2 separate regions of the Homo sapiens genome follow, and region 2 is linked to region 1. Evidence: read pairs that join two places in POLR2A ChIA-PET (ENCODE). Cell type or tissue: IMR-90. All regions are shown on one strand. Links, peaks and the distances in the headings refer to the core of each region. The heading gives the core; the rest is flanking DNA.

Evidence for each region. ChIA-PET counts read pairs that join two places held together with the same protein. Peaks named below come from ENCODE experiments on the same cell type or tissue, not always from the same donor. Only the 100,000 strongest peaks of a DNase experiment are listed, where the experiment ranks them.
Region 2: POLR2A ChIA-PET joins it to region 1 with 11 read pairs; 2 of 35 experiments call an interaction of 5 or more read pairs at or near these places.

What each region holds. Positions count from the first base shown.
Region 1 is chr19:15,332,745-15,341,077 of GRCh38, reverse strand. It overlaps LOC124904643 (a long non-coding RNA gene), which reads right to left. Exons shown (of 4, transcript XR_007067146.1): 2 at 4,473-4,586. Among named protein-coding and RNA genes, the nearest start is that of BRD4, 4.4 kb to the right of the region's middle. RefSeq lists silencers at 6,633-6,772, 8,230-8,299 and an enhancer at 7,657-8,273. In IMR-90, for the core only: no CTCF peak of the experiment used is centred there; a DNase peak (open chromatin) is centred at 3,707.
Region 2 is chr19:15,508,926-15,515,414 of GRCh38, reverse strand. All of the region lies in intron 1 of CYP4F22 (cytochrome P450 family 4 subfamily F member 22), which reads right to left. It also overlaps the pseudogene LOC100422106. Among named protein-coding and RNA genes, the nearest start is that of CYP4F22, 3.6 kb to the right of the region's middle. In IMR-90, for the core only: no CTCF peak of the experiment used is centred there; no DNase peak of the experiment used is centred there.

The sequences.
Region 1 (8,333 bases), core at 1,329-6,328:
TGGGTGTGGTGGCACACGCCTATAGTCCCAACTACTCCAGAGCCTGAGGCAGGAGAATCATTTGAACCCGGGAGGCAGAGGTTGAAGTGCGCTGAGACACACGCCACTGCACTCCAGCCTAGGTGACAGAGTGAAACTCCATCTCAAAAAAACAAAAACAAAAACAAAAACAAAACAGCCCAGCATGGTAGCATGTGCCTACAGTCCCAACAACTTGGAAGGCTGAGGCAAGAGGATGGCTTGAGCCTAGGAGGTTGAGGCTGCAGTGAGCCCTGATGGTACCACTGCAACTGCAGCCTGGGTGAGAGAATGAGACCCTGACTAAAAGAAAAAAAAAAGGCCGGGCGCTGTAGGGCTCATATCTGTAACCCCAGCACTTTGGGAACCTGAGGCGGGCAGATCACCTGAGGTCAGGAGTTCAAGAGCAGCCTGGGCAACATGGTGAAACCCTGTTTCTAATAAAAATACAAAAATTAGCTGGGCATGGTGGCACATGCCTGTAATTCCAGCTTCCTGGGAGACCACGGCATGAAAACTACTTGAACCTGGGAGGCAGAGGTTGCAGTGAGCTGAGATCACACCACTGCACTCCAGCCTGGGCAACGCGGCAAGACTCTGTCTCAAAAAAATTTTTAAAAAATTGGCCATGTTATAGAGATTGTATGGCCCTCTAAGCCTAAAATGTTGAGTATTTGGCTCTTTCCAGAAAAAGTTTGTCAACCCCTGGGCTAGGGGAAAAAAATGCAAGCAATCTTTACAGAGTCAGGATATCTAGGTTCTCAACTCTGTGTAAATGTGTGACCTTGGGTGACTCACTTGCCTTCTCTAGGTCTAACTATAAATTCTAGAATGTAACTTTGTGGGCAAGTTCCCATTGGAAAGTGGGCATTGATACAAGACACAAATCCTCCAGCTCCTTTTTTTTTTTTTTTTTTTTTTTTGAGACGGAATCTTGCTCTGTCTCCCAGGCTGCAGTGCAGTGGTGCGATCTCTGCTCACTGCAAACTCCACCTCCCGGGTTCAAGCGATTCTCCTGCTTCAGCCTCCCAAGTAGCTGGGATTACAGGCACACACCACCACGACCGGCTAATTTTTGTATTTTTATTAGAGATCGGGTTTCACCATGTTGGCAAGACTGGTCTCGAACTTCTGACCTCAGGTGATCCACCCACCTTGGCCTCCCAAAGTGCTGCAATTACAGGTGTGAGCCACGGAGCCCGGCCTCTTTTTCCCTTTTTTTTTTTTTTTTTTTTGAGACAAGGTCTCACTCCATTGCCCAGTCTGGAGTGCAGAGGCTCAATTGTGGCTCACTGCAACTTCTACCTCCCAGGCTCCGATGATCCTCCCACCTCAGCTTCCCAAATAGCTGGGATGACAGGCATGCACCACCATACCCAGCTAATTTCTTTTGTATTTTCTGTAGAGGTGGCATTTCGCCATGTTGGCCAGACTGGTCTTAAACTCCTGGATTCAAGTGATCCACCCTCCTCGGCCTCCCAAAGTGCTGGTTTTACAGGTGTGAGCCACCACACCCAACCTTTCTGATGTTTTCAGAGCTGAACATGCTATATAAATTTATCCTTGTTTTTTTTTTTTTAAACAGTCTATTGATCTTTTATTTTTTATTTTTATTTTTTGAGACGGTATCTCGTTCTGTTGCCCAGGCTGGAGTACAGTGGCGTGATCTTGGCTCACTGCAACCTTCGCCTCCCAGGTTCAAGTGATTCTCCTGCCTCAGCCTCCTGAGTAGCTGAGATTACATATGCCTACCATCATGCCCACCTAATTTTTATATCTTTAGTAGAGACAAGGTTTCACCATGTTGGTCAGGCTGGTCTTGAACTCCTGACCTCTTAGAGTGAATAATGTGCTCAATACGTACATGAATTCTCTTGGCAAGAATTTTGCCCTTAACTTGTCCGTTTAGAAGAATCCCAACAGCATGCTTGGTAATACTGTAGACTCTTCCAGTTTTGCATGATAACAGTTGTGGGGCATTCCTTTGTGAACAGTACCCATTCCCTTGATGTCTACAACATTACTTTTCTTACAGATTTGCATGCATGTGGCCAAAGGAACAACTCCATGTTTTCTTTTTCCTTCGTTTTTTAGTTTAGTGTTTTTTTTGTTTTTTTTTTTAAACGGAGTCTTGCTCTGTCTCCCAGGCTGGAGTGCAGTGGCGCAATCTTAGCTCACTGCAACCTCCACCTCCTGGGTTCAAGTGATTCTTGTGCCTTAGCCTCCCGTGTAGCTGGGACAACAGGTGTGCACCGCCACACTTGGCTAATTTTTGTGTTTTTTTAGTAGGGACGGGGTTTCACCATGTTGGCCAGGCTGGTCTCGAAATTCCTGACCTCAAATGATCCACCTGCCTCAGTCTCCCAAAGTGCTGGGATTACAGGCATGAGCCACCATGTTATCTGAGATAGATAACATACTGTATGTGATCCTGACATCATCTCCAATAAGGCAGATCTCAGAGTATTCACGTGAAATGACTTCCAGCCAGACACAGTGGCATGCACCTGTAGTCCCAGCTATTTGGTATGCTGAGGTGGACTGGGAGGATCGCTTGAGTCTAGGAGTTCTGGGCTGTATGTATTAAATTAAAAAAGCTGGCTGGGTACGGTAGCTCATGCCTGTAATCCCAACACTTTGGGAGGCGGAGGTGGGCGGATCATTTAGGGCCAGGATTCTGAGACCAGTCGGGCCAACATGGTGAAACCGTGTCTCTAGTAAAAATATTAAAATTAAATAGCTGTGGTGGCGCATGTCTGTAGTCCCAGATACTTGGGAGGCAGGGGCATGAGAATCGCTTGAAGCTGGAGGCAGAGGTTGCAGTGAGCCGAGATCGCACCACTGCACTCCAGCCTGGGTGACAGAGCAAGACTCTGTCTAAAAAAAAGAAAACAGCAAAAAGCAACAGATATAGGATGATCCCTTTTGTTTAAATAACATAACTATTTCTATACATTGATACACATTGATGCATAGAATTAAAATCTAAGCTGGGCAGGCAGCTATAGTCCCAGCTACTCAGGAGGTTGAGGTAGGAGGATTGCTTGCGCCCAGGAGTTCAAGGCTATAGTCAGACATGATTGTGTCTATGAATAGCCACTGCATTCTAGCTTGAGCAATATAGTGAAACCTTATTGCTACAAAACACAAACAAACAAAAAAAATAAATAAAAAAAAAAGCCAAGTGTGGTGGGGCATGGGTGTAGTCATATGTACTCAGGAGGCTGAGGTGGGAGAATTGCTTGAGTGGAGAAGGGTGAGGCTTCAGTGAGCTATGATTATGCCACTGCACTCCAGCATGGGTGACAGGGTGAGATCTTGTCTTTATAACTTAATAAATAAATAAATAAGCCAGGTGCCATGGCTCAAGCCTGTAATCCCAGCACTTTGGGAGGCCGAGGTGGGCAGATCACTTAAGGCCAGGAGTTCGAGACCAGCCTGGCCAACATGGTGAAACCTCGTCTCTACTAAAAATACAAAACAATTAGCCGGACGTGGTGGCACATGCCAGTAATTCCAGCTACTCAGGAGGCTGAGGCACGAGAATCTCTTGAACCCAGGAGGTGGAGGTTGCAGTGAGCCGAGATCATGCCATTGCACTCCAGCCCAGGCGACAGAGTGAGACTGTTTCATAAATAAATAAATAACATGTGAACCATGAGGTAACAAGACTATTTTTATTAAAGTGACTCAACCAGATAAACATTTTCTGAGTTTGAGCTATCTTCGAGGAGTTAGGCAAAGCACCATGGAAGACAAAAAGAATGAGACATTGTTGTCCCAAACGATTTTTGGAGACAGCTTTTGGAACTGCCTTTACAGCCTGAATATTTTTTCCAGGTTGGATTTAATTTGTAGCAATGGCCAAAAGCCACCTAGTTCGGTCTAGTTATCAATCTAGATATATAGTTTTGTCTAATGTTAAGTGTGACTCTACAGTAAAGTGAGGGCTTTTATTATGTGATTTGCAAACCAACAGTTCCAAATTACTTCCAAAAACATTTATTGTCAACAACAATGATAATTTTTTTTTTTCGAGATGGAGCCTCGCTCTGTCCACCCAGGCTGGAGTGCAGTGGCACGATCTCGGCTCACTGCAACCTCCACCTCCCGGGTTCATGACATTCTCCTGCCTCAACCTCCCGAGTAGCTGGGACTACAGGCACTCACCACCATGTCTGGCTAATTTTTGTATTTTTAGTAGAGATGGGGTTTCACCATGTTAGCCAGGATAGTCTCGATCTCCTGACCTCGTGATCTGCCCGCCTCAGCCTCCCAAAGTTCTGGGATTACAGGCGTGAGCCACCGCGCCTGGCCAACAATGATAAATTAAGTGGATAATGCAGCAAGACAAGATAACTATAGGGAAGGAGAGCTTAAAATAGATACATTCTGGTTTCCTTAAAAAAACAAACAAACAAAAAACCCAGTAACAACAAACCAGTTGTTAATACCTATTCACAAAGCCCTGGGTACCCTCCTGCTCTTTTTCCATTTCTGATCATCTTCTGCATAATTGCCAGGGGTGCAAAATTAGGAGCCAGAAGATATTCACAAATTTCAATATTCTGTAATACAGAGTTAGAAGGAAGTTTCAATGAAGGAGTTACAATTACATCCTTTATTTCTTGCAGCTAATAACTTGTTTTCTCATGCTTTGTTAAAAATAAAGGGTTAGGCCAAGGCAGAAGAATCACTTGAGGCCAAGAGTTTGAGATCAGCTTGGCCAAGACAGTGAGATCCTATGGCTACAAATTTTTTTTTTTTTCGAGACAGAGTCTTGCTCTGTCACCCAGGCTGGAGTCCAGTGGTGCGACCTTGGCTCACTGCAACCTCCACCTCTTAAGCAGGCTCAAGTGATTATCCTGCCTCAGCCTCCCAAGTGGCTCAGATTACAGGCATGCAACACTATGCCTGGCTAATTTTTTTTTTTTTTTTTGAGACAGAGTTTGACTCTTGTTGCCCAGGCTGGAGTGCAATGGCGCGATCTCCGCTCACTACTGTATCCTCCACCTCCGCAATCTCTGCTCACTGCAACCTCCGCTTCCTGGGTTCAAGTGATTCTTCTGCCTCAGCCTCCTGAGTAGGTGGGATTACAGGCACCTGTCACCAAGCCCCGCAAATTTTTTCTATTTTTAGTACAGATGAGGTTTCACCACCTTGGCCAGGCTAGTTGTGAATTCCGGACCTCAGGTGATCCACCTGCCTCGGCCTCCCAAAGTGCTGAGATTACAGGCATGAGCCACTGCACCCGGCCTTTAATTTTTGTATTTGTAGTACAGACTAGTGTGTTCACCATGTTGGCCAGGCTGCTCTCAAACTACCGACCTCAGGTGATCCACCCGCCTCAGCCTCCCAAAGTACTGGCATTACAGGCGTGAGCCACTGCGCCCAGCCAACTACAATTTAAAAACTTAGCTGGGTGTAGTGGCACATGCCTGTAGTCCCAGCTACTCGGGAGGCTGAGGTGGGAGGATTGAATGAGCCTAGGAGGTCGAGGCTTCGGTGAACCATGAATGCAACACTGCACTCCAGCCTTTGGTGAACCATGAATGCAACACTGCACTCCAGCCTGGGCAACAGAGCAAGACCCTGTCATAAATGAATAAATTAATACATAGATACATGAATGAATGAAAAAATTTAATTTTTAACTTTGCTTAGGACCCATTAGTGATTTATGATTGCCCCTGGTTAAGCATGAGCAAACACATGATAGAAAAGAACTATTTTACTGGTATCCTATTATATCCATATATTCTGAAACCATGGGCCATCAGGAAATGTTTCATTACTTGGACTTAAAAAAAAAATACCACGCAGACTTTTTTGTTTTTTTTTTTGAGACGGAGTTTTGCCCTGTCACCCAGGCTGGAGTGCAGTGGCATGATCTTGGCTCACTGCAACCTCCACCTCCCAGGTTCAAGCGATTCTCCTGCCTCGGCCTCCTGAGTAGCTGGGACTACAGGTGCCCGCCACCACACCCGGCTAATTTTGTTTGTATTTTTAGTAGAGACGGGGTTTCACCATGTTGCCCAGGTTGGTCTCAAACTCCTGACCTCAGGTAATCTACCCGCATTGGCCTCCCAAAGTGCTAGGATTACAGGTGTGAGCCACTGTGCCTGGCCCCATGTAGACTTTTTAGAACTGAGTTTGCTTTCCTTTTTTTTTTTTTTTTTTTTTTGAGATGGAGTCTCACTGTCGCCCAGGCTGGAGTGGAGTGGCACGATCTCAGCTCACTGCCACCTCTGCCTCTTGGGTTCAAGTGATTCTCCTGCCTCAGCCTCCAAAGTAGCTAGGATTACAGGCACCCGCTACCATACCTGGCTAATTTTTATATTTTTAGTAGAGTCGAAGTTTCACCATGTTGGCCAGGCTGGTCTAGAACTCCTGACCTCAGGTGATCCACCTGCCTCGACCTCCCAAAGTGCTGGGATTACAGGTGTGAGCCACCGCGCCCAGCCTGCTTTCCATTTTTAAAAGATGGGAATACAAAATGCTAAGAGAATGGCCTGGGTGCGGTGGCTCACGCCTGTAGTTCCAGCACTTTGGGAGGCTGAGGGAGGTGGATCGCTTGAGCCCAGGAATTCAAGACCAGTCTGGGCAACATGGTGAGACCTCCTCTCCACAAAAATACAAAAATTAGCTGGGCACGGTGGCGCACACCTGTGGTCCCAGCTACTAAAGAGGCTGACGTGGGAGGATCACTTGAGACTGAGAGTTTGAGGTTACAGTGAGCTATGATCCAGCCACTGCACTCCAGCCTGGGTGACAGAGCAAGATCTTGTCTTAAAAAAAAAAATATATATATATATAAAAGGAAAGAGAAGTGGTTGTTTCCAGGTTTGAAAAATTTCACAGTATTATTTTAAGCTACAAGAGACATATGCCTAACTTCCTCCTTTTAGCAATCTCAAAACTACCCCATGTTTACTAAGCTCTTCCGTGGCCAGGTGGGGTGCTTTGGAAGCCCTAGAAGAGGTCATATGATGTTTTTTCCCCTCGGACTCACACATGTAGAGTAGGCACATACGTCCTGGAGCTGACTTAGGGTTGAGTCTTTTTCTTTTTTGGAGACAGAGCCTTGCTCTGTCGCCCAGGCTAGAGTGCAGTGGCACAATCTCGGCTCACTGCAACCTACGCCTCCCGGGTTCAAGTGATTCTTCTGCCTTAGCCTCCTGAGTAGCTGGCATTACAGGCATGGGATTACAGGCATGCGCCACCACACCCGGCTAATTTTTTTTTTTTTTTTTTGAGACGGAGTCTCGCTCTGTCGCACAGGCTGGAGTGCAGGGGCGCGATCTCCGCTCACAGCAAGCTCCGCCTCCCGGGTTCACGCCATTCTCCTGCCTCAGTCTCTCGAGTAGCTGGGACTACAGGCGCCCACCACCACACCCGGCTAATTTTTTGTATTTTTAGTAGAGACGGGGTTTCACCGTCTTAGCCAGGATGGTCTCGATCTCCTTACCTCGTGATCTGCCCGCCTCCCAAAGTGCTGGGATTACAGGCGTGAGCCACTGCGCCCGGCCCACACGGGGCTAATTTTTGTATTTTTAGTAGAGGCGAGGTTTCACTCTGTTGGCTAGGATGGTCTCCAACCCCTGGCCTCAAGCCAACCTCCTGCCTCTGCCTCCCAAAGTGCTGAGATTACAGGTGTGAGCCACCGAGCCTGGTCTGACTTGGGGTTGAGTCTTAAGGATGGGAAGGAGCTGGGCGCGGTGGCTCACGCCTGTAATACTAGCACTTTGGGAGGTCGAGGCAGGAGGATCGCTTGAGTCCAGGAGACAGAGACCAGCCTGGCCAACATCGTGAGATCCCATCTCTACAAAAAATAGTTAGCTGGGTGTGGTGGTGCACACCTGTAGTCCCAGCTACTTGGGAGGCTGAAGCAGGAGGATCGCTTGAGGCCAGCAGGTTGAGGCTGCAGTGAGCTATGACTGCACTACTGCACTCCAGCCTGGGGGACAGAGCAAGACCATGTCCCTTTTTTTAAAAAGGTGGGTTGGAAGAAGATCAACAGGGGGGCATAAGAGGAGAAAGGTGCTACCTCCCTGCCCAGGGGCAGCCAAGGAGGATCCGCCTCGGCCTTGCTCGCAGCCTCCTCTCACCTCCTTTCCTCCACTTCACCCCAGCCCCGGCGCCCCCATCGCAGCTCTCTCGCCTCAGCCTCCCTACCTGGGGTCCCCCCTTAGGGCTCTCTCCTCCGCCTCCTCCATCAGTCTGTGGGGTCCCTCCTCACCATCCTCCCTCCCTGTGAGGGTCTGTCTTCAGACCTTTCTTAGTATTTTGGATGTCTCTCTCAGCCTTCAGATCTT
Region 2 (6,489 bases), core at 1-5,000, 180 kb before region 1:
TCTGAGTTGGACCAACAAAGTACAGAGATGCCAAGAACAGGAAATGGATCAATGTCTGTGTGTGGGAGGTGCTGAACCTTTTCTGGCCATGAACCATTATAAAATCCCAACATATACACTGAAAATATTAAAACTGCTTTGAAAATTTGGAATTTCTGATACCTCTAGTGGGCCGAGAGACGGTGGGTAAAGGATGTGGGCAGCAGCAGGGAACACAACAGGGGAGGTGGCTGTGGCCGGGCTGGACTGTGCTGGGGTTTGTTGTGACGGCCACTCGGTGACCTGGCTGTCCCTACGCAATACCAGCTGCCTTTGGGGAAGAAGGGCTGCCCAGCCAGCTGGCTCTCCTGGGGCACCAGCAGATCCACGCCCTGGGCACCTTCCTGTTTGGTCTTTTTTTTCCCGTGTGAAAGAAGAAACTGAAAGCATGACCCCTTCTCAAGCTGGCTTAGTTGGGACAAACCCTGGACAGCCACACCAGAGAGAGGCCTTCAACCAGCCCCAGAGCTAAAAGCACCAGAGAAAGTCAAATGCTTCCTATTCAGCATGACCTAACTTCTAGTGTGCCACGGCCCCACCACTTCCTGCAGTGCCCACACCATCACCACTGCTTTCTCTTCCAACAGTGATCTGTATTCTTAGTTTCATTATTTCCTTTTTATTGGTATGACACTATATAAAATTTTCCTCCTTCCTGCCTTCCTTCCTTCTTTCTTTCTTTCTTTTTCTTTCTTTCTTTCTTTCAAGACAAAGTCTCACTCTGTCACCCAGGCTGGAGTGCAACGGCACAGTCTTGGCTCCCTGCAACTTCTGCCTCCCAGGTTCAAGCAATTGTCTGCCTCAGCCTCCCGAGTAGCTGGGCCACCACACCCAGCTAGTTTTTGTACTTTTAATAGAGACGGGGTTTCACCATCTTGGCCAGGCTGGTCTTGAACTCCTGACCTCGTGATCCACCCGCCTCGGCCTCCCAAAGTGCTGGGATTACTGGCATGAGCCACCGTGCCCGACGACACTATATAAAATTTTCATTTGAGAGTTTCTCAACTGTATCTAATTATATCGCACAGTTTGGAAACTTTTCTGAGACTGACTTTATCAATAATCTAACCGACAAAGATCATATCCACGTGTATGTAGTTAGACATTTTTATTTCATTGACTAACCCAGCACCATTTCAGTGATGCAAATTACGTGCCCTATGGTTCAGCTGAAACAGTCCTGGACTTTCAAAAACCTTGAATAAGTCTCCCACAGTTGTATAAATTGGACAATTTAGGAATTTTAAACTTTAGATGATCATTTGCTTCCATTTTTATTTTATTTTTATTTTTGTTAATGCAAACAGGACTTAAACAAATGAACTTTGATCTCCATTTTAAATATTCTTTAAGAAAATCATGTGTCTATACATACGGCTCTTGAGGACTTAGCTTTCACTACACTACAGGATATGATCTCCACATAGTTCACATAAAACTGCAGACTGATTTTCCAGAGTGCTCGATACTATTAATTACATCTCGATTAGGGCTGAAAAGTATGACCTATGTTTCTTTATACAGTTGTGTTGCTTTTGATGTTGTGTTACTATACACAGAAGTGTGTGCACTGGGCCGGGTGCGGTGGCTCACGCCTGTAATCCCAGCACTTTGGGAGACCGAGGGGGGTGCGGATTGCCTGAGCTCAGGAGTTCGCAACCAGCCTGGACAACACGGTGAAACACCATCTCTACTAAAATACAAAAAAATTAGGCTGGGCGTGGTGGCTCACGCTTGTAATCCCAGCACTTTGGGAGGCCGAGGCGGGCAGATCACGAGGTCAGGAGATCGAGACCATCCTAGCTAACACGGTGAAACCCCGTCTCTACTAAAAATAAAAAAAATTAGCCGGGCGAGGTGGCGGGCGCCTGTAGTCCCAGCTACTCGGGAGGCTGAGGCTGAAGAATGGCGTGAACCCGGGAGGCGGAGTTTGCAGTGAGCCGAGATCGCGCCACTGCACTCCAGCCTCGGTGACAGAGTGAGACTCTGTCTCAAAAAAAAAAAAAAAAAAAAATATATATATATACAAAAAATTAGCAGGGCGTGGCAGCATTCGCCTGTAGTCCCAGCTACTCAGGAGGCTGAGGCAGGAGAATCGCTTGAACTCGGGAGGCAGAGGTTGCAGTGAGCCGAGAACATGCCACTGCACTCCAGCCTGGGTCACAAAGCGAGATTCCGTCTCAAAAAAATAAAAATGAAAAAAGAAGTGTGTGCACTGAGGCTCTGTGTGTGGTCCATATGGAAAGCCTGGTACCCCTGCGAGTTAAGTACTGCCTCCATTCATCGTTTACACTGGAGTTTTTCTCCTCATGGAATGCGAGTAAAACTTAGTGTTTGTCACCAATAAATGGTAATACAAAAAAGAGAGAGAGAGAGAGAGAGAAAAGCTTTGAGGACCCAGGAAAAATGGTGGCAGCCTCTGGAAAGGGCCTGAAAGAACTCGGGACAGGGGTGGAAGGGAAACTTAAGTTTACTATCCACTTTTCCAGTCGTTTTGGTTTCCTATACCATGAGCACATGTCACCCATTCAAAAAAAATTGAATCAATTATAAAAATTCATTAGTTTACTGCATGACACAAAGAGTGAATCCTAATGTAAACTATGGAGTTTAGATAATGGAGGAAAGGTATCAGCCAGGTGAAGTGGCTCATGCCCGTAATCCCAGCACTTTGGGAGGCCAAGATGGGAGGATCACTTGAACCAAGGAATTTGAGACCAGCCTGTGCAACATAGTGAGACTCCGTCTCTACTAAAAAACAAAAAAATCAGGCCAGGCATGGTGGCTCATGCCTGTAATCCCAGCACTTTGGGAGGCTGAGGAGGGAGGATCACTTGAGGTCAGGAATTTAAGACCAACCTGGGCAACATGATGAAACCCTGTCTCTACCAAGAAAAAAAGAAATAGCTGGGCATGGTGGTGGATGCCTGTAGCCCCAGCTACTTGGGAGGCTGAGGCAGAGGTTGCAATGAGCCAAAATCTTGCCACTGCACTCCAGCCTGGGGGACAGAGTGAGACTCTATCTCAAAAACTAAAATTAATTTAATTTAATTTAATGTTCACTTTTGACTTCAACAGGCCTGGGTTCAAATCTCAGCTCTCCTATTCCCTAGGTTAGCAGCCTTGGGTGAACCCAGTCCCTGCCATCAGCCTCCCTTTGCCAATCTGTGAAATGGGTTGATAATAACAGGACCTACCCCCTAAGGTTTTTGGGACGGCTCAGTGAAATGAGGCATGGAAAGGCCTTGTCACGTAGCTCACAAAATGTTAGCCATGATGACTACTCCTATTATTGCTATTTGATAGAAGTGAGAGCAATTCAAAGGTGACACCCTCAGAATGTTGTGGGCGGCTGGCATGTCCACTCCCTATCTACACCGGCCCCCGATCTCATCCAGCAGGCCCGCCTTGGTAGAGGTGGCCCTGCCCTGCCAGGGCCCGCATTATCTGGTGGTGGTGAAAGCCAGCGACTGGCTCCGTGTCCCGGCCCACGCCCAGGTCGCGCTGGTTTGTCAGGTTGGCCCAGCCGTTCACCCACTGAGGACTTGTTATACAAGGTGTGTGGGCTCCCAAGAAGGAGTGGAGGGCACGGACCCAGGCCGACGCCAGGTACGAGATACATGCCTCTTCTTGAACTGCAGGGGCTGGGACCAGCCAGGAGCCTGATGGAAGAGCACCCCAACGCTGGCCCCATCACCCCAAATCCCAGCCCTCCTTTTCACTCCAAGCCTGTAGTCAAGGCAGCCTGCCCCCGTCCCCACTGATTCATGGTGCCACCTTGGCTTCCTCAACATCAGAGGGCTGGCTTACCCCAGAGACTCACATATTCCCCCAAAGTGCCAGACCCCAGAAGGCTGGAGCTGAGAGGGGACTTCTAAGTTGTTTTGTTGTTGTTGTTGTTTGTTTGTTTTGTTTTTTAGACATGGTCTTGCTGTGTCCTTCAGGCTGGAGTGCAGTGGTGTGATCTTGGCTCACTGCAACCTCCCCGTCCTGGGCTTGAGTGATCCTCCCACCTCAGCATCCTGAGTAGCTGGGACTACAGGCGCCTGCCACCATGCTCAGCTAATTTTTTTTTAATTTTTTTGTTAAAAAAAATTAATATAGTGCTGGGCGCGGTGGCTCATGCCTGTAATCATGCCTGTAATCTCAGCACTTTGGGAGGAGGGAGGATCACCTGAGGTCGGGAGTTCGAGACCAGCCTGACCAACATGGAGAAACCCCATCTCTACTAAAAATACAAAATTAGCCAGGCATGGTGGCACATGCCTGTAGTCTCAGCTACTCAGGAGGCTGAGGCAAGAGAACAGCTTGAACCCGGGAGGCAGGGGTTGCAGTGAGCCAAGATCACGCCATTACACTCCAGCCTGGGCAACAAGAGCAAAACTCCATCTCAAAAAAAAAAAAAAAAATATATATATATATATATATATGGTATCCCTATATTCCCCAGGCTGGTCTCAAAGTCCTGGGCTCAAACCATCCTCCAGCCTTAGCCTCCCAAAGTGCTGGGATTACAGGCATGAGCCACCACACTCAGCCTGGCTTCTAGGTCTTCAGTCTCCACTCAGCACTCTAAATTTCTAAGGTTCTGAGAAAGAGCTTCAGAGTCATTTATGACTAATGAGGGCAGGGCCAAGTTGGCAAATGTGGTAAAGGAGACAGTCCTATCGCAGCTTTGATCATATTCAAACCTTTTGCTAATAATTTCCTTGGCCCAAAGGGGATCCTGGCAGAAAAAGAAGTTTTAAAACCACTAATAATCTAGACCATTGCAGGGTTGTAATTGTTTCTGCCCACCATCCCAAGTGTGGCCACACCTGGACATGAGCCTCAGAAAAGATTCTATAAAGGTCTGCCTCTTTGCTGTGCGACCTCGGGTGAGTGTCTGCACCTCTCTGAGCCTCAATTTCTTCATCCATTAAGACAGAAGCCCTATTTACCCACCTCATGGGGCTGCAATCTTCCAGGCACATAGTAAGCCTTTGATCAATGATATCTCTCATTACCGTTGGTGCTGCCATCACGTTCATTATTGTGACCTGGCCATCTGGGGTTTGGAGAATCAGGTCCAAGTTTTATCAACAAGGAGAGATGAGTCAGGCGCAGTGGCTCATGCCTGTAATCCCAGCACTTTGGGAGGCTGAGGCGGGTGGATCACTTGAGCCCAAGAGTTCAAGACCAGCCTGGGCAACATGGTGAAACCCCATCCCTACCAAAAATACAAAAAGTAGACAGGAGTGGTGGTGCATGCCTGTAGTCCTCCATACTCAGGAGGCTGAGGTAGGAGGATTGCTTGAACCCAGGAGATCGAGGCTGCAGTGAGCTATGATTATGCCACTGCACTCCTGCCTGGGTGACAAAGTGAGACCCTGTCTCAACAACAACAACAAAAAAAGAAAGAAAGAAAGAAAGAGAGAGAGACAGAGAAAAGAAAGAAAGAAAGAAAGAAAGAAGGAAGGAAAGAAAGAAAGGAAGGAAGGAAGGAAGGAAGGAAGGAAGGAAGGAAGGAAGGAAGGAAGGAGAGATGGGTCCCATTCCCTGAATGCCTCTCAAGTCATCCAAGCCCCTCTGCAGATACCAACCTGGGTCACCGCCAGACACCAGGCCAGAGTTAATGTTACTGTTCAGAAACCCAAGCTGGGCCATTTGGTGATGCCGGGGACATCGGAAAGTGGACTGAGGCTTTGGGGTCAAACAGGGCTTGTTTTTTCAAATCCCAGCTCTCCCACTGGGCACTGGGTATCCACAGGCACAGGCTTCTTCTCTCTGGCCCTCAGTTTCCGTGCCTGTAAAATGAGGGTGGTAGGGAAGATTTGGGGAGGTTCCTTCTCTTTGGGGTTTGGAGTTACACAAGAAGGAGTTTGATGCTGCCAGCCCTGGCTGGGCACAGCTCCAGGACCTAGAAATAAGGGGTGGAGCAAGGGGCACAGGGTAGGAGGAATTTCGGGTACGCAGCCAGCCCTGGCCATCTCCTTTGCCTACAGGGCGGTGAGACTCACAATGAGTGCATGAATGAGCTGTGAGCGGGCAGATGAACCAGGAGAGATGCCCTGAGCCTAGGCCTCTCCAGCCTGCGACTCCCCAGGTGGCCAGCCTCGGCCAACTTGCATACCCAGGCTGGGCCAGGCCCCTGGGAGGCCAGAAAACATCTTCCTTCCAGCATCTATCAGACGAAGATCACCTGGGACCAACCCCAGGACCTCACACAACCCTCAGAGCCAACTCTCGGGGCCAGAAGAACACCGTCTTTTCATAGAGGGGCTCTGCGTCTGGCATGGATGGGCAGAGGGTTCCTGATAGCAGTTGAACCACAAGCCTAACCCCATCGGTTGAATGTACTACAACCTCCCCGTCAAGACAACGTGCAGTGGTGAAATCTCAGGGCGAATCCCCATTCAGCCCCAAAGAGGCGTCCCAGGGCGGGGCTTGAACCCATCTGGGATGTCCTGA